2 separate regions of the Mus musculus genome follow, and region 1 is linked to region 2. The links are chromatin loops, found by intact Hi-C in ENCODE. Cell type or tissue: left cerebral cortex. All regions are shown on one strand. Links, peaks and the distances in the headings refer to the core of each region. The heading gives the core; the rest is flanking DNA.

The links. Hi-C counts contacts between places; a loop is a spot of excess contacts. Peaks named below come from ENCODE experiments on the same cell type or tissue, not always from the same donor. Only the 100,000 strongest peaks of a DNase experiment are listed, where the experiment ranks them.
Region 1: it touches region 2 in a loop (2.1-fold over the local background); 4 of 42 quality-filtered maps call a loop at or near these places.

What each region holds. Positions count from the first base shown.
Region 1 is chr14:75,636,788-75,645,754 of GRCm38, reverse strand. Erich6b (glutamate rich 6B) reads right to left here and starts at 3,533. Exons shown (of 13, transcript NM_001369022.1): 1 at 3,467-3,533. It overlaps Gm36219 (a long non-coding RNA gene), which reads left to right and starts at 110. Exons shown (of 6, transcript XR_383598.2): 1 at 110-301; 2 at 2,269-2,411; 3 at 3,174-3,285; 4 at 3,421-3,911; 5 at 4,136-4,365; 6 at 6,784-6,914. In left cerebral cortex, for the core only: CTCF peaks have their summits at 4,174 (motif pointing left) and 4,766 (motif pointing right); DNase peaks (open chromatin) are centred at 4,223 and 4,690.
Region 2 is chr14:75,702,635-75,711,450 of GRCm38, reverse strand. It overlaps Cog3 (component of oligomeric golgi complex 3), which reads left to right. Exons shown (of 23, transcript NM_177381.3): 21 at 3,402-3,529; 22 at 4,263-4,361; 23 at 7,391-8,816. The coding sequence ends at 7,420. Among named protein-coding and RNA genes, the nearest start is that of Cog3, 47 kb to the left of the region's middle. In left cerebral cortex, for the core only: no CTCF peak of the experiment used is centred there; no DNase peak of the experiment used is centred there.

The DNA.
Region 1 (8,967 bases), core at 752-8,751, 66 kb after region 2:
GGGACCCGAGTCTGAAAGCTCTCAGAGTTGGACATCTGAAGAACTGATAATGAGTGACCTTGGTGGGCCTGTCTGTCCATGCCCTTGCTCAGTGAGGGACACCTTCTTGGCTGTAAGCCCTTTCGGAAGAAAGAAATACTTGCAGTCATGAAGACAGAGCGTTCTGGAAACTATTTGGGCCAAGTGCCTTGCTTCACTTGGAGTCTTCCCTGGTGCTTTCTCTAACAAGCTGACTGCAGAGACTGGTTTGATTGGGTGGGCTGATCCTTTCCCGTTGTAGTGTTTCGGCAATGAGATCCGGGTGAGTAATACTGATATTGTGACCAGGATTACGGCCGTAGGCTGCCTTCTCCTGGGGCAATGAGTGTCCAGCCATGGGTGAGTGTAGACCATACACATAGCTGAGGTCTGATTGCATGACAGAAAGTTGTGAACCAGCGTCGAGCTGAAACTGTAGGACGAAAGATCTATGGATTGGGGGTTGAGGATAGGTTCAGGATTTGAGGTGGGCCACCAAGCATCATCTTCTCCTAAAAGGATAAGGCATCAGTAAAGAGGGCCATAGGTTCTGAGTTCCACACTGGAGCTCAGAGTGTCTAAGTCAGGGCTCAGCAGAAACAGTCAGTAGAAGGTAAATGTGTCTCTACATAGAGAGGCGCGCACACACACACACACACACACACACACACACACACATAACACATAACACATAATTGTAAGAAGAGATGAAAAAGCTGTGTACAACCAGAGACCAAATGACTCCAAATGGGCATGGAGAGCCACAGAAACAAATAAGTCCGGAAGCTGAAAGCAGTGGGGGGTGGGGGGTTGGGGGAGAGACAGAGAGACAGGGAGACAGAGACAGAATGATAGAGACAGAAAGATAGAAAGATAGAGACAGGGAGAGAAAGAGAGAGACAGAGAGAGAGACAGAGAGAGAAATCTGACTCCCTGTGCAAGCATCATCATGAGTGTGTATTCAAAGCCTGAAGAACTGGGAGTCTGGTGTCTGCCGGAGACAGCGCAGAGATGTATCTCCTGGGAACGTAGCAAGGGAGCAGAGCTGCCTTTGCTCTCTTCAGCTCCATGTTCTAAGGGCCTACAGCCTACTGGGTGCTGGTGCACACACTCAAAGTAGGGTTTTCTCTATTTACAGTTCCCATGCAATTACTCTGTGGCAACATCCTCATAGAAACAGAAGGGCTCTTTACCATCTCTCGGTGGTTTTTAATCTAGGAAAGTTGACAACTACATTAATCATCACGGAGGGACTGCACTGAAAGACAACAAAATCAGCCTCTTTTTGGTGGGGCAGGAAGAACACAGGTGGGGTTGATCCTGCACTGTCACAGTTGTGCCTCCCAAGATGGACTGGGTCAAATGAAAGAATGAAACCAGGACTAGTTTGATCCACACCATTGGCTGAGATCTCAGAAGGGTGAAGGATTTTCTGCTCAGGGTCCTCTTAGTAGATGTATCAGGAGAGACAGAGGGTAGAGCTCCTCCCTGGCTCAGTGCAAAGGAAGCCTTGAGCTGGGGTAGGTAATTGTGAGATGCCTTCCAACAGACCTGAGGACATCAGACAAGGCAGTTCATTAAAAACTCTGCCTGCGTCTTTCCTGTCAGACTTGATGTGCCCATCAGGGGTGACTCAGCCACTTTTCTCATTGCTGTGACGTAATACTTGACAGGAATAAATTAGGGGAAGATTCATCTTGGCTCACGGTTTCAGAAGGATCAGTCTACCGTGGTAAGGGAGGCATGACAGGGAGTCCCACCGCAGTAGGGGTGCTTGGCGGGTTCTTCACACAAAGCCTGAAGCAGGAAGCAGAGAACACAGACTGGGACCAGAAGCAAGTAAAACCTCCAGTGATCCTAAGTCCCAAAGGCTCCCCAGCTTCCAGAACAGCGCTACCATCTGGGACTCAAGTGTTCAAACACATGAGCTTACAGGGGACATTTAACATTTAAACTACAACACAGTCTCTGCTATTAGTGCTACATCAATCAATACTAAGAGTCAATCTGGCTTGTATTTAGTAGTAAGAGGGCAAGAATTCAGGCAATGGAATCACATGACACTGGCACCTCAGAGCTAGAGCAAGCCTTGGTCACATGATCAGTCCTGAATCTGGGGCCTGCTCCCCCAGGCTGTTCTTGTTTCTAGGTTTGTGTAGAGAAAGTGTGTCTTTACCCCCCCCCCCCCCCAGCTCTCACACTGTACCTCTGCAAGTCTCACATCTGTCGGCACATCTGCCTCACTCACAGGATGCAATTCCACCTCAATGCCTGGCTTACTGTGAGCTCTCAACAGAAGTTTGTACACTGAATTAATGAGCTGCAGAAGAGAGGCATACAGGAGACTGACTGCAAATGGTTTGGATGTTTCATCCACCTAACCTTCCAATGGGGTGAGTGATGGGCTCAGACAGTGAAGCCAGGAGTGGATGAAGACATCGTTGAGTGAACCCTGGGACCCCTGGGCTTCCCTGGGATTCTGGAAGCAGGTGTTTAGAAAACCTGCAGGAAACAAGGGGGCAGATCTCACTTCCGTCATGGGGAGTCCTACAGTGTTCTGCGAATCTGGAACACTGCTGTCTGGAACTGTTTATAAGTCCTGTTATTTAGCTCTCTGGCAGGGCCCTTGCTGGAAGGCAGCTGCTTTTCCTCTTGAGGGGGACTACTGATGGCTGCTTCTGTTTTGCTGGTCTGAATCCACCTTCAAACATGCCAGGGACAAACTCTAGATTCCCAAAGCTTCACTAAACCCTCATGCACCAATTGCTGTAGCCTTTACAAACAGACACCCAGTGCCCTGCTGAGAATATTGTCTAGGGCTTATTTACTTATTTGCTTTCTTTTAACAAATAGGATTTCAAATATATTGGAATTTGGCCGTTGAAAGGGGGTGACTTTGAGCTTGCAGTCATCGGTACAGAACACTTGTGAAAAGCCAACCTTTGGCTTTGGCTCTGCTCCCTCTTGACCCCCCCCCCCCAGGCTAGGTAGGGGGGTGCTGTTTCTCTCAAACCTCCCAAAAGTGAGAGGCAGGGGTGGGTGAGTGGGTGGGTGGGTGGTGGTGGTGGTGGTGGTAGAAAAAACCTGAGTGACCTGCTTTGAGTCCCAGGGGTAGGCCTGGGCAAGACAAGTTTTAATTTGAGGATTCTTTTCAGTGCCTGGATTCTCTGGAGGAGACGAACCCACCCCTTTATTTGTACTGGACCAGTAGAACACCACTCTTCACAGGGGGAGGATGGTGTCAAGGCAGGAAACAGAAAGATCAAGGTAGTGCAGGAGTAGAAAAAACAAAACAGACAAAATAACAAGCAACAAAGGGGTCTGGGTACTTGGCATATCCCGTTGCTATCCTTGGACTCTGCCACCCTGGACTCTCTCTCTCCATTGCTTCTTCCTTTCCAGGGCCCAAAGGCTGGAGGAGCCCAGGCCTGGCCTTCAGAGCTCTTACCCAATCTTGGATCCTGGCCGCGAGTCAACTGCACCCTTCCAATCTCGAGTTTAAGTCGCTCTCTGTTACCATGGGAACGGAACACGCATCTCTACCACTTCTCTGTTGTTTCGGGCATTCTATACCTTGGACCCTTAGCTTCCAGTTCCCAGCCAAAGGAGGAGAGGGGAGAGGGAGAGGGAGGGAAGGGAGTCTGGCTTCTAAGGTGAAAAGATGGTAGGAGTGCCTCCCAGGGCATCCCGTGTGGACTCACCTGCGCTGGAACCCAGGACCAACATCTCTAAGCCCCTGGGTGTCACCATCAGCTCATCGGCTCCGTTGAGTGCTATCCATGAGACAGAGAGTTGCCTTTGGGAACATGCATGGGCCTGATCTGGAGTCAGGGGACAGAACCCCGGTGAAATGTACTGATCGTGACTCTAGATGGACTCGCTGGTGTTGCAGGGTGGGTTGGGATGGACGGAGAGGAGGTCAGACCAGCCGATTTGAATACAGGGGTGGGCATTTCTGGTACTTGTACAGAAGTTTCATCAGAAAGAGAGCTGGGCATTTGAAATGTGATGCTTTGTTGTGATTTCCCATTCTTAATAAGCAATTGTGTTTGCATCTAAGTTTGTAATTCCAATTCTTTCTTTTCTGAGTGAGTCTGACAAGCTGTATAAACTGCAGGTTTCTGTGACGCCTAAGCAGTCACTAGGACTGTGTGTTCCTGGCTAATAGTGCCTCCTGGTGGCCTGGGCTAGACTCCTGGGAAGAGCTGAGAACAACAACAACACAAAAGAAACTGCTGGGAAAGTAAGGGGCACAGACCCACCGGGAAACCAGTAAACAGAGAACAGTCGGTGGCCGTTTCTGCCCCTCTCCGAGGCAATGAGGAGACCCAGGCGAGGCTCATAAAGGTATTGCTGGGCAGGAGAGTGGAGAACTGATCTGGCTGCTTTGGGTATGCTTTGGGTATCAAGCAGACTCAAGGGCAGTGCCAAGGGCTGGCCTGTGAGAATGGGTATAGCTGCCCCTCCCTGCCCGCACCATCATCTCCAATGCCCTTACATGAATCTAAGTAAAAAAGTGTGCTGTATTGTGTACACACAGCTTCAAGGAAAGTTTCCAAGTCTGTCATTTCAAGCAGTGCCCTTAGCTTCAGAGTCCATGTCAGGGTTCCCTTCCTGTCAGCCTGGTGTCTGGAATCTAGGCCATTGTTACTGTACAGTCTTCCACAAGATGGCGCCCACTGGTTTTATGTAGATGGGGTCATTCCTTTGGGGAGATTAAAAAAAAAAGATTTATTTATGTATATGAGTGCTCTATCTGCATGCCAGAAGAGGGCATCAGATCCCAGATTAGATGCTTGTGAGCCACCATGCGGTTGCTAGGAACTGAACTCAGGACCTCTGTGAGAGCATCCAGTGCTTTAATTGCTGAGCCATCATCTCTCCAGCCCCTGTGGGGATTTTCTTAAACACCTACTACATGCCTATATCATATTAGGAGGTGTTGGGAACATAGATGGAGTGAGACAGAAACATTACAGGTTTTAAGTTATTTAGTGACTAGCCTCCAAATACCACTGAATCGGTCATGGATCTGGGTGGGAATTTATCTGTCTCTTTCCTTTGGTAGTAATTATCAGCCCTACCTCTGGACCATCTTGCCCCAGGGAAGAAATGCAACCACAATGCTCACTCTTGGCAAAGGCAAGCCTAGGATCGTAGTGGATGGAGAGAGGCAGAGAGGCAGGCGGAGGTCCTTGTGAGAGTAATTACTGCCTGCCTCTCTGGGTTCAGTAAGGCATACATGCCATTAGGTCCCTGAACAAAGCATCTTTTCAGACATTTCCTACCCCACAAGGCTGCTTCTAGAGATGCCTTGCTCAGCTATCATGGAAGACTATGCTCTCTATTAGAGGCTGATAGGAAAATGGTGATAAGACAAATGTTTTCATAAATCTTGCCATAAGCACCCAATAAAGACATAGTTTACTTTCTTGTGGCCGTCTGCTTGATTTGGCCTTTCTACCTGGGTGCCCAGAAGAAACATCCATCCATGTAGCCTGGACTGTGGGTGGCCCCTCCCCCAAGCTACCCTTCCTCTAGTCTCTGTCATTTGATAAAGAGCTGCGCCATTGCTCCGACCAAGCACCTAGAGATGCTCTCCTGTGTCCCAGGTGAATGCGCTTCTGACTCCTAGGTCCTCTACCCAAACACATATCCAGAGGCTGATCATTCCTTCTGCTTCCTCTTCTCTGGGAGATTTTACAAGGCTCTTAGTTGGTCTTCTAATTCCCTCCCTCCATAGCTCACAAAGAGAGTAATTACTTAAAATATATCAGGTCATGGCTTTCCTCCTCCTTCTTTTTAGAAAGATAAAACTCAAGGCCTCCCTTCCCGTCCTCCCACTACAATCCCACCCGTGTACTATGACTTCCAGAAGGCTTGGCCTCAGTTTCCCAGGCATCTAAGCTGGGACACTGTGTTGACCCCCAAGTGGGGCAGCCTGGGAACTGACCTCACTTCTCTTTCTGTTGTCTGTCCCCTGTCTGCCTCTTTGATTCCCAAAGCAGACTTTCTGTCTTCTCCAGCCGTCAGCTACCAGGTCTCTCATTCGAAGGTTGCTTTTGGCAACAGGAGAACCTACAGCCTAATGGAGGGTCTAGGGACAGCATCTATTGCTTTCCTGTACCTGCCTGACACTTAACACACAGCCAGATGAGCCTAGACTGACAAGACTTTTTCGTAAAGCCTTGCTAGTGACTTCCTTTTACCACTTCTTGCTCCAGGTGACTGCAAATGGACTCAGTGGAATCTGTTTTAACATCTTTCAGAGACAATGGTTTTGAAGGAGCACTTAGCAAATGCTAGGTGTGATTTTTCTTCTTATTCAGAAGGCCCCAGCTTCTTCCTTTAAGGAAGAGGGTACAGGACATGGCTTTAGCCGTTGGTAGTATCCTCATTTCCACCGGCCTTTGTGTCTTGTACTGTGCCTATTTTATTTATTACCTATGTATGTATTTAGCGTGTCATATTCATGTGGAGTCCAGAGGACACCCTTTGGTATTTTTCATATTTTGAGACAAGGACCCTCACTGGCCCTAGACTCGCCAAGACTGGTCGGTCAGCAGGCTTCAGGGATCCATCTCTGCCTCCCAAGCACTAGGATTACCAAGCATGTGCTACCCTGCCTGGCGCCTTTTATGTGGACTCTGGGGATCTTGCTCTAGTCCTCATTCTTGCAAAGCAAGCACTTATTGCCTTAGCTACACTCCAGCCCCCATTACTTCTTGATTCTCATCCTCTGAATTTCTCCATTCTCCTTCCTAGGACAGTTGGCGTTGATGACAGAACCTCAGGACTTCTAAAGGCTGATATGGGTGAAGAGACATCTTGAGCTGCCATCTCTTCCATTATATATTTTGAATGTCTGCTTCTCTTACACTTGGAGATTCTTCAAAAGATTATAAGAACCTCTTTGACCTGGGAAGGCTTCTTTGTATATCTTGGGGGTTCTAGACCCCCACTGGCCATAAGGAATTGTCCTGTAGGGTGGCAGAGGCCAGGGGTGTTTTCCTGACCCAGGACTAGAGGAACAGATGAAGAATCAAGTCAATGTGTTGCTCTCCTGCTTCCACCATGCAGACTACATCTCAACATGTGAAGGAAAAAAAAATTCAGGGAGATATACTGTAGAGCAAAGGGGTGGGCATGGGGGAGGGGAAAGAGGGACCAACAGCTGTAGGTTATATCTGTCTCTTTGGTGGCTGTCTTAGTTAGGGTTTTACTGCTGTGAAGAGACACCATGACCAAGGCAAGTCTTATAAAAAACATTTAATTGGGGCTGGCTTACATTATCTTCAGTCCATTATCATCAAGGTGGGAGCATGGCAGCATCCAGGCTGTCATGGTGCAGGCAGAGCTGAGAGTTCTACGTCTTCATCCAAAGGCTGCTAGTGGAAGACTGACTTCCAGGCAACTGGGGTGAGAGTCTTAAGCCCACACCCACAGTGACACACCTACTCCAACCAGGTCATACCTGTTCCAACAAGGCCACACCTCCAAATGGTGCCACTCCCTGGTCCAAGAATATACAAACCATCACAGTGGCAGAACATATCTAAATTACTGCATCTGGTGGCTGAGATGGATTTTGTTGTTGTTGGATTCTTGTGTTATATTTGGGTTGAAAATTTTTGGCAGGGCAACTGGCTTGTTGTTGTAACACTCATAAGTTATGTCTACGTTTGCAAGGGACCAATCATAATAATGGCCCTTAGGGCCTATGGAGATAGGGCCTAGGCCCAAGCCTCCACCGTGGGGTCATTGATGATATCCCATGAATAGGACAGATTAATGTTAACTTGAGAACATTTTCTCTGGACACTGACTCGTGGGGTGTCCTTGTTCTGTAGCAAGCTTGGCCACTTTCCCAGAGTCTTCTGTTGTCTCCTGGATGGACATCAGATTGGCTGAGGATAATCCTGAAGCACCCCACTGCTGGGTGGCAGTTGATATAAAGTCCTTCTCGTAGCTCCTCTTGGATCCTTTTCAAAGCTCTTCCTGGGAGCCATTGGAAGAAACTCCTTTTCGTGGCACCTGTTTATTACAGGGCTTCTGGCTTTCCACACATGCAGGGATTTGGAGTAGTGAGTTTCATATCTTTGGCCTCAGTAGTACAACCAGTTTGAAAATCATTAAGTTCTTTCCGTGCTGGAGATTGAAGCTAGGACCTTGTCCTTGTTAGGCAAACATTCTGTCACTGAGCTATATCATACGCAACCCTGAGCAATTTTAAAGGACGGTCATCCATGGTTAAACAGAGCAAACATAATGTCTTCCAATGCAAGGCAAAGCTTTGCTCTAATGCAGAGTCAGTGTAAGCTTGCAGTTGTCTCCTGATGCCCCTGGATAGGAGATTTTGAGGGCATGAAAGCTAGCCCTGCAACTATGAGGGCAGGTCTGCTGCAGGGCACTAGCCCTGTCTGAGGGTGGTGCTCTGGAGTACAGATAAATGGAAGGGTCTGTGGAACCTAGACTGGCCATGCTCACCTAGCTCTCCTGTGCAGACAATGAATCTTGGTGTAAGAGCCTCTGGATGTATTATCTCGAGATGCAAGCAGCTTTCATAACCTGTTCAAGGCAATGATGAACTCATCAAAAGGAGAACGTTTCCTGGCTTTGGGAGAGGCGGGCTGTGATTGGGTGCTTGTGCCTCAGTGATTTATAGATCTCTCTCTCTCTCTCTCTCTCTCTCTCTAATGCAGTTGGGATTGGGAGTGAAGGTCAGAGTGGGTATTTTAGTAGATATATTTGAGTGGATTCTAGGTATAAATTATGCAACACTTGAACTTCATCGCAGATACAAATTGAACACCTCCTTGGCGGTGTTGAGGGAGTTGTGACTGATTTGTGGTTGGCTTGTGTATGAGAATTGGTCGCCCTTCCGTTATGAAAGTATTTTTTCACTTTAGGACAACCGTAATTAATTAAGAGTTCATGGTGATGGGGGTC
Region 2 (8,816 bases), core at 1-8,000:
ACGTTTATCTACGGTTTGGTGAAGAAGTCATAAGGTGGTTAACCATCTTTGAGAGATGGACTAGTTTGTGGGTAGGAAAGTAAGAAGTATGTTTTATTTTACAATTTTCTATAAGTCAGATTTTAATACCATATAAAATTTTTGATTGAAGCTATTCTGTCTCCAAAATTTTCAGCCATAAGTTCCTTAATTTATTAAAGTTGAACTAAGAAGTAGCTGGTGCTATCTCCTGGGGAGATGTACAAATCCACATCAGTTCTTTTTGGAAGGAGATGGTTTATTCAAAGGCCCCTTGAGTATACATTGTGTACAGTATACATTGTGTACAGTATACATTGTGTACAGTATACATCGCATACAGTATACATCGGGTACAGTATACATCGTGTACAGTATACACAGTGTACCGTATACATGGTGTACAGTATACATCGTGTACAGTATACATCGTGTGCCGTATACATGGTGTACAGTATACATTGTGTACAGTATACATCGTGTACAGTTTACATGGTGTACAGTATACATGGTGTACAGTATACATTGTGTACAGTATACACAGTGTACCGTATACATTGTGTACAGTTTACATGGTGTACAGTATACATGCTGTACAGTATACATTGTGTACAGTATACACGGTGTGCCGTATACATGGTGTACAGTATACACTGTGTACAGTATACATCGTGTACAGTATACATTGTGTACAGTATACATGGTGCACAGTATACATGGTGCACAGTATACATGGTGTACAGTATACATGGTGTACAGTATACATGGCGTACAATATACATGGCGTACAGTATACATGGCGTACAGTATACATGGCGTACAGTATACATCGTGTACAGTATACATTGAGGGTGTGCTGCCACCTGTTTAGTGCCTGTGGTGGAGATGAATCTTTTACTCTCTCCTTGATTTCAAACATTTTTCTTGTATTTGAGATTGACATCTGTGGCATCTTTGAAAAACAAAGACCCCTTGATCGAATGACATTGTCCAATGTGTCATTCTAATAACAGGCCGCCATGACTATGGGTCTTCACAGTCAGGACACTGCAGTGCCTAGGCAGCATGGCTCTTGGGGACATTCTCTTGATCTTGAATTAATTTGAGCCCGTGGCTTAAGATTTTAGTCTTCTACAGTGCTTATTTAGAAGCAGGAGCTGGCTTGCATTCTGCATGTTTATGTAAATGGAACTCTGGGGCATGATACATCTTTCTTACAATAGAAACCACTGGCAACAGGCATGGCATGGCAGTACAGCTAAGCTGACCTGATGATTAGCTAACGGTTGTTTTTTCCTTTCTGGAAAGACCCTTTCTCCTGAGGTAGGGTCTGTGGGTTTCTTTTGTTTTTTTGGTTTTTGTTTTTTTTGTTCTTTTTGCAAAATTGTATCCTAACAATTCTGAGTTGGGGTATCCTGGGCTTCATTAGCAACATAGTAAATGACAGAACAGATTGGAGTGGGACACACTGTTTTGTCACTTGACTTTTTTTTCAATCTAAGTGGGGTCCTTCATTATCTTGTAAATCTATCTTCTTCTCCTTTGGCCACCTTGGAAGTATGGAGTTGGCTTTTCATGATCTGTAATGAATAAAGCCCTTACTTGACTGTCAGAGAGATTTATGGGCCTCTTATGGTAGATCAAGGACAGCAGTCTAGAAATTGTTGGGCCCTCTGCCCTCAGCTCAGGTTCTGGGGAGATCATGTCAGGATAACCACACTCCCGCAGAATGAGTTACAAATTAAGATGCTGTTTTTGTTAACTGAAGGTTGGAAATACATCTTTTTTAGAAGTTGATGGGCACTGTTTTCACAAGCCTGAGCACCCACTCCAAGTCCAGTTCAGTGACCTCTAAAGTATTTTAGTGACGATGGAACTAGAATCTAGGGAGGAGGTACCTGGAAGGAGCCTTCATTTATTTAGTGAAGAATAAGCAATTCCTGAGAGCATTGGTACTTTCCTACCATGTTTTTGCCCAGTCTTCTGTCAGCTAAACTTTTTTACACAATGTAGATTGACCTATGGGAAGGTATAAAACAAAAAGTTACTGTTCTGTACCTGCAAACTAGTCTTCTCAAATATAGCCATGATTGTAGCGTCTGTCCCCAGATTGTTTTTCTATGTGCACTGGCACACATGGACTTGGTTAATCAGGTGAGATGTACCATCCCCATGGTCACTTCCTGTGTGGTGTGCAGCCTTTGACACCAGTGTGCTCAGCTGTTCATTCTCTTCACTACACCATGAGTCTCTCACCTAGTTTATTAATGGATATACTTAATGTTTCACTTTGGTTTTCCATAAACTCATTAGTAAATGATTTATATACATGTGTCTTCTTTGTATCTTGTGAATATTTTCAGTAGTTAAGTGAAAGGGTTTATTTTTAACCTTTCAGGATATTGTCTAACAGGCCCTCAAGTTGAAACACTTTATACTCCCATGAACACCTGATGAAGATACACTGTCCCTTAATATCTGTGGATTTCCATTTTACTAGTTTTTGAGACAAACCACCCAGGCTTGTTACAAGTCCAGCCTGTGGATTTCTGGGATTGCAAGTGTCCACCATCGCACCTGGCTTGTTGTCTTTTGTTTTATTTTTTTTTTTTCCTTTGAATATTTTTTATTTGAACCAAAGGAAGTAGAAGGCTGTTTTCCTATTTCTCTACACCTTCTCAAACACGGAGCTCTGAATCCTTTTGCCAGTGTCTCACTGGTTTATTTGTATTGACTTTTGAGTGAGGCTGTACATTGTGGATATTATAAAGCTTTTTCTTTGTGACTAGCTAGGGAATCCCCTCTTGATTCATTTCCTTCCAATGACCGACTACACTCACCTCCATGTTGCCCTGTCAGACGCTGCACTTGGGCTGTGTATGTAGATACTTTACTTGCAGACAACTGGAGCTCAAGGAAGTATAAGAATGTAATAAATGGGTACATAGTTCTGCCTTGACAGGAATAGATAGATAAGACTCTTCTGAGTGACCCAAGCAAACCAGTGAGAGACAGAGGCCTGGGAGTTAGTTTTTGCACATTGAGAGGCTTGGTTCTTATTAATTAACTCCTACTGCTTCTCTAAAAAAACAGGAATTTTTTAAACCTTATTTTTCTACCTCCACATTTCAGAGGCACAAATTCCAGCCTCTATGACCATCCTGAATCATGCTTTTGGCTGCATTAGCCCTTGTGGCTTAGAGTTTGTGTGTAGCATATACTTAATGAATGTTTGAAGGGCTTATGAGCAAACTTTAAAAATAACAAGATGGTGGGAAAAGTTTTTGTTTTCTTTTTTTGCTATTTTTCAGTATTCCCCTCTGAATTAAAATGGTAATTTTCTCCCCTTTTTTGTGACACTAACAAGGGTAATTTCTTTGCAGCAAAGGTCAATGACCTCGTGGCCACTGCCTACAAGACAATAAAGACGAAGCTGCCGCTGACACTGAGAAGCATGGCTTTGTATTTGTCCAATAAGGACACGGAGTTCATCTTGTTTAAGCCTGTCAGGGTGAGTGGGTGGGAGTTCGCTGCCTGGCATCCTAAGTGTGCTTTTCTTACTATCGAGTTCTCTTCCTATAGACACTGCAAAGTGTTAGTGAGGCTGGTATTCGCTGTGATCTCAGAGGCTTAAGAGCCTGATCTATCTGGTTATATCTTATGCCTCACCCACTTTGTCCTAATATTTTTGTTCATTTTAAAGGTAGAAATTAATAAATAAGAAAAAATAGATCTGTACATTGCACTGTGGCCCAACAATGGGAGAGCAGCATTTCAGAATTTATGCCCCGTTTTACTAGTGAGTAGAGGAAATAAATGGTTTGCAACAGCCACCAAGGGATTACGTGTCAGAGCAGATTTAAGACTCATAACTTCCAGTTCGTGTTGAGTTCATGGCTTTACCCAAGGCATGGTTGATTTTTTTTTTAAGTGCATTTTATGTGTCTTGAAGTTTTATTATCTTTTGTGTAAGAAATTGCTGAAGACTTATTATTCTTGGGGGTGGGGGGTAAGATGTATGAGAGTTTAATGTTTCCAGGAATTATCCAATAAGTCTCCATCAGGTTGTGCTAGCATGTAAAATATTAAAGTACAAATTACATGTCTTTGGTAATCTCATAAAAATATATTTCCTCCACTCATTTTGGTAAGAACCATGATGATTTAATACTCTCAGTGTTTCTTGTTTATAGCGTGTGCATACATCCCTGGGTTGTCTGATATGATCTCTCCTCCTTTCTAAGAATAACATTCAGCAAGTCTTCCAGAAGTTCCACGCTCTGCTAAAGGAAGAGTTCAGTTCTGAAGACATCCAAATCATTGCTTGTCCTTCCATGGAACAGGTACCCACAGACCCACAGACAGAAGGCCTGATGGCCTTAGGCCTGTGATTATTTTACTTGAGCAGATAGTATGTTTAAGCAAACATGTTTCTACTTTTAAGTTCACAACTTATACATTGTTTTACTTTAATGAGTAAGAGTTTAAACCTTGAGTTGATGCCTCTAACTGTGTGGGTGGTTAGTTGCTTGTTTAATTCATCCTGGTAATGATCGACCTGTCTGTGAAAGTCGTAGTGCATCAGCGTGCTGAGTCAGCTGTTTAAACCCGGGCCAACACAGTGCCTGAAGTGGGAGTTATTTTAGGAACTAGAATCAATGATGGACCTCTGTGTTTTTCCTTCTTTCTAAATTTAAAAACCTAAATGAGAGAGCCAGTTTGTGTCAGCATTCATTTCATTGTTCAGCTCAGTCAGGAGCTTCATTAGGAATGGCTTGGCAGTTTGGAGAATAACTTACTTTTTGTCTTTAGGCCTAGAGAATCTTGGAGGGGGTCAGGTTGTTGAGCCTTAGTGAAGTGTGAGTGCAGACGGGAGGCGAGGACACGAGACTGCATATGCAGATAGTTTTAGGGATATTACTGTAATGGGGAGCGAGCTGGAGGGAGATTTGTACTCTTCAGTGAGGCGCAGTTCATAGACCACCAAGTTCTGCTACAATGTGGAGCTCAGTGGTTTGTGCTGTATTAACAGGGTGGTGCAGCCATCCCCAGCATCTGAGTCTGGAATATTTTCTTTCCTTTAAAGAACCCTTCACAGTTAACAGAATCTCCAGCCCGCCCTCCTCCCCCCCCCAGTCTCTCCTTAGCCTTTATGGATTTGTGTATTCTGGGCATCTCATTGTGTGGTATCACACGTTGTCTTTCCTAACTGGTGCCTGTCACTCAGGATACCTTCAGGGTTCAGCCATATTGCAGCATATGCTTTTTAACGTTTTTTTCTTAGATTTAATTTTTTAAAAATTTGAATTATTTGTATATGTCTGGGTCTTGTTTCTCTCTCTCTCTCTCTCTCTCTCTCTCTCTCTCTCTCTCTCTCTCTCTGTGTGTGTGTGTGTGTGTGTGTGTGTGTGTGTGTGTAGGTGTGTGTGTGTGTGTGTGTGTGTGTGTGTGTGTGTGTGTGTAGGTGTCTGGAGGCCAAAGCAGGGTATCAGATCTGCTGAGCTGGAGTGGTGGTGTAAGCTGCAGGATGTGGGTGCTGGGAACTGAACTGGGGTTGTCTATAAGAGCGACAAGTGGGGCTGGAGAGATGGCTCAGCAATTAAGAGCACTGACTACTCTTCCAGAGGTCCTGAGTTCAAATCCTAGCAACCACATGGTGGCCCACAACCATCTGTAATGGGATCTGACGCCCTCTTCTGATATATCTGAAGTACAGCTACAGTGTACTCATATACATAAAATAAAATCTTAAAAAAAAAAGAGCGACAAATATGCCACTTGAGCCATCTCTCCAATCTGTCTGTCCGCCCCTCCCTCCATTTCTCCCTCCCTCCTTCCTCTCTTTTCTCCTCCCTCCCTTTCTTTCTTATAGCTGCTATGTGTGGATCGTTGGAGTCACATTGGAAAAAGACTTTAGAATGCTTCTTCTTCTAGTGTTCTACAGTTTTTGAGACAGGGTTTCTCTATGTAGCCCTGGCTGTCCTGGAACTCACTCTGTAGACCAGGCTGGCCTCGAACTCAGAAATCCGCCTGCCTCTGCCTCCCAAATGCTGGGATTAAAGGCGTGTGCTACTGCTGCCAAGCTAAATCTTTTAAACTTTTTAAAAATTGTTTAAAATTGTGTGTGTGTGTGTGTGTGTGTACTCATGTGTACATGAGTGCCTAGAGAGGCCGTGGGTATTAGATCCCTTGAAGCTGGAGTTTCAGTTGTTGTGAACCACCTGATGTGGGTGCTAGGAATAGAACTCAGGTCTTCTAGAAGAGCAATCTGTGTTATTAGCCACTGAGTCTTCCCTCTAGCCTCTAAATGTTTTTTAAAAATAGCTCATTTGAGGTGACCATTTTCTGTGTGAGTATACCACTAAACATAGACTTTAGTAGTTAGAAAGTTTCCCCACTTTAAGTTTGCTTATTTTTTTTAAAAGATTTATTTATTTTATGTATATGAGTACACTGTAGCTGACTTCAGACACACCAGAAGAAGCCATCAGATCCCATTACAGGTGGTTGTGAGCCACCATGTGTTTGCTGGGAATTGAACTCAGGACTTCTGGAAGAGCAGTCAGTGCTCTTAACTGCTGAGCCATCTCTCCAGCCCCAACTTTACTTAATTTTATAATATTTTTAGTACATTTATTTAGTGTGTGTTTTGTGTGTGTCACAGTGTGTATGTTAGAGGACAGAGGACAACCTAGGCAAGTTGATCCTTTTATTGTGTGGTTTCTGGGATCAAACCTGCACCTGTGAGGAGAGTTAGTTCACGGCCAAAGCCCACCGAGCATGCCTGCTCTGGCCATTTACAAATCTGGGAGGGCTGGTGAAGCTCATTGGTAGCGTGCTTCCCTCAAGGGCAGAGGCCGTGGGTTCACCCCGTAAACTGCAACCTGCCTAGAAGATCAGAAAGTAAGGGTCACCTTCAGCTAAACGAGGAGTGTGAGCCTACATGACTCCATCTTAAAAGAAAGACAAAACAAATCAAAATGCCATTCACAGTCCAGCACCAAGGAAGCTGGGATGGGGGATGTTGAGTTTAGGGCTAGCCTGGGCTATACCTTCAATAAACAAACAAAATCCTCATTTAAAGAGTTCAGCTTACAATGGTGCTTTCCAAAACTGGGTAGAGAAGGGTGGCCTGGGTTGTGTGGTGCATTTGCTTATTTATTATTTGATTATTGCTTTGCTGTCACCGTCATTGTACTGGGAGTGACCTGAGGCTTGGACTTGGCAGAGGATGCAGCTCCCTGCAGGACATCCAGTGGCTATAACTTCTCGGGCTTTTCCCCCTCATGTTTCTGAGACTGGAGATTTCTGAGAGCGAAAGTCCACAGTACAGCTAACCCAGGCTAACCCAGGCATCCCTGTTGCTTTTCAGCTGAACCTCCTGCTGTCAGTTTCAAAGTAGTCCCAGTGGACCACGAGTGTCAGCAGTCTGTCCCACAGGAGAGGCCTGAGGAGTCCTGCAGCCTGCAGGATGCCCAAGACCCCCATGTGGGACGGCTCCTGTAGAACATGGATGTGCAGCCTGCAGAAGGAAACCTGGGTGAGCCAGAGAAGATCAAAATGCCAAAGACTGACAGCAGGGATAGCTGCCTCATTGAACTGGTCTCCAGCAGTGGAGAGAAGCGACAGGGGGCCACAATTCACAGTGAAATGTTCCTTCACACAGCTTGTGCAATAAAGTAGGTTACAGTAGTGACTAGTGTGATGCACTCATAGGAACTCAGCTGACTGGAAAGCTGCCGGGTCTCAGCAAGGCATTCACCCCGGCCATTCCTCGGACGCTGTGACTTGAAGAACTCTTCCTTCTGTGTCCCGATGCAGAGCTTCTCATGCTGGGTCGAGCGAGGTTGAGTTGGAATCGGATGGTTGCTGCCAAGAAGGCATCTAGCTTTTCCTGGACTCAGGCTGTCATCTTTCTGTGGGCTGACACAAGGCAGGGGCAGTTGCAAGAAGCCAAGGCCTCCTATAAGGCTCCTTGAACTGCATCCTCCTCACTAGAGAGGTGTATCTTGATGATGGGGATCGCCACAGTGCCGGCACCAGTGTGTGAGTGGGAGTGACCAGTGAAGAGGTTTTAGCGTGGCACAGCCTGGAGAGGAGGCGGCCTGTGGGGAGTGGGCTCATGGATGGAGCTTAGTTGCAGTCATTCTTTATAAAGTGAATACTCTTTGGTTGCCTATGTTGTCCTAGACACTAGCCGTCCGGCATCCCCAGTCCTGCCATAGCTGAACACCTAAGTGTGGCAAACGCTGCCCGTACCTTAAATATGACACCAGTCAAAAGTCAAAGGACTATAAGCATCTGTGAATTTCCCTACAAATTCCTCTTTGAATTTGGGATTGGATTGGCTTTGACCCTGGTGTTACAATAAATGTAGCCAGTTTCTTGGTTCAGTTACTCAGACCGTCGTCTGTAGGGTGGGACAGTGCTGAGGGCTCTGAAATAGGGCAGATGACCTCATGGTGCAGGTGAAGGGACAGGAACAGCCTCTTGCACAGTTGCACGTGGGTGACCCATCCCGATGCAACAGGCCAGTTTCTCAGCCCAGTTTAAATTGGTGGTGGCCGTTGCTTGGTAGAGCATATTACTCTGTATTTTGGGAAACTCAGAGGTAAGAGGGTCCATATTTTTTCTTTGCTATGAAATGAACGAGTTAGGAAGATTGTACTTACTATTTTAAATACATGTCTTATGTGATAAACCATAATCTCCAGTTCTGTGTATTATATGTACATTGGGTGTTCAGATAGCCTTTCCAAAGAAGCGAGGACGTGACCGTTGTACAGTGCTGTGGCTCA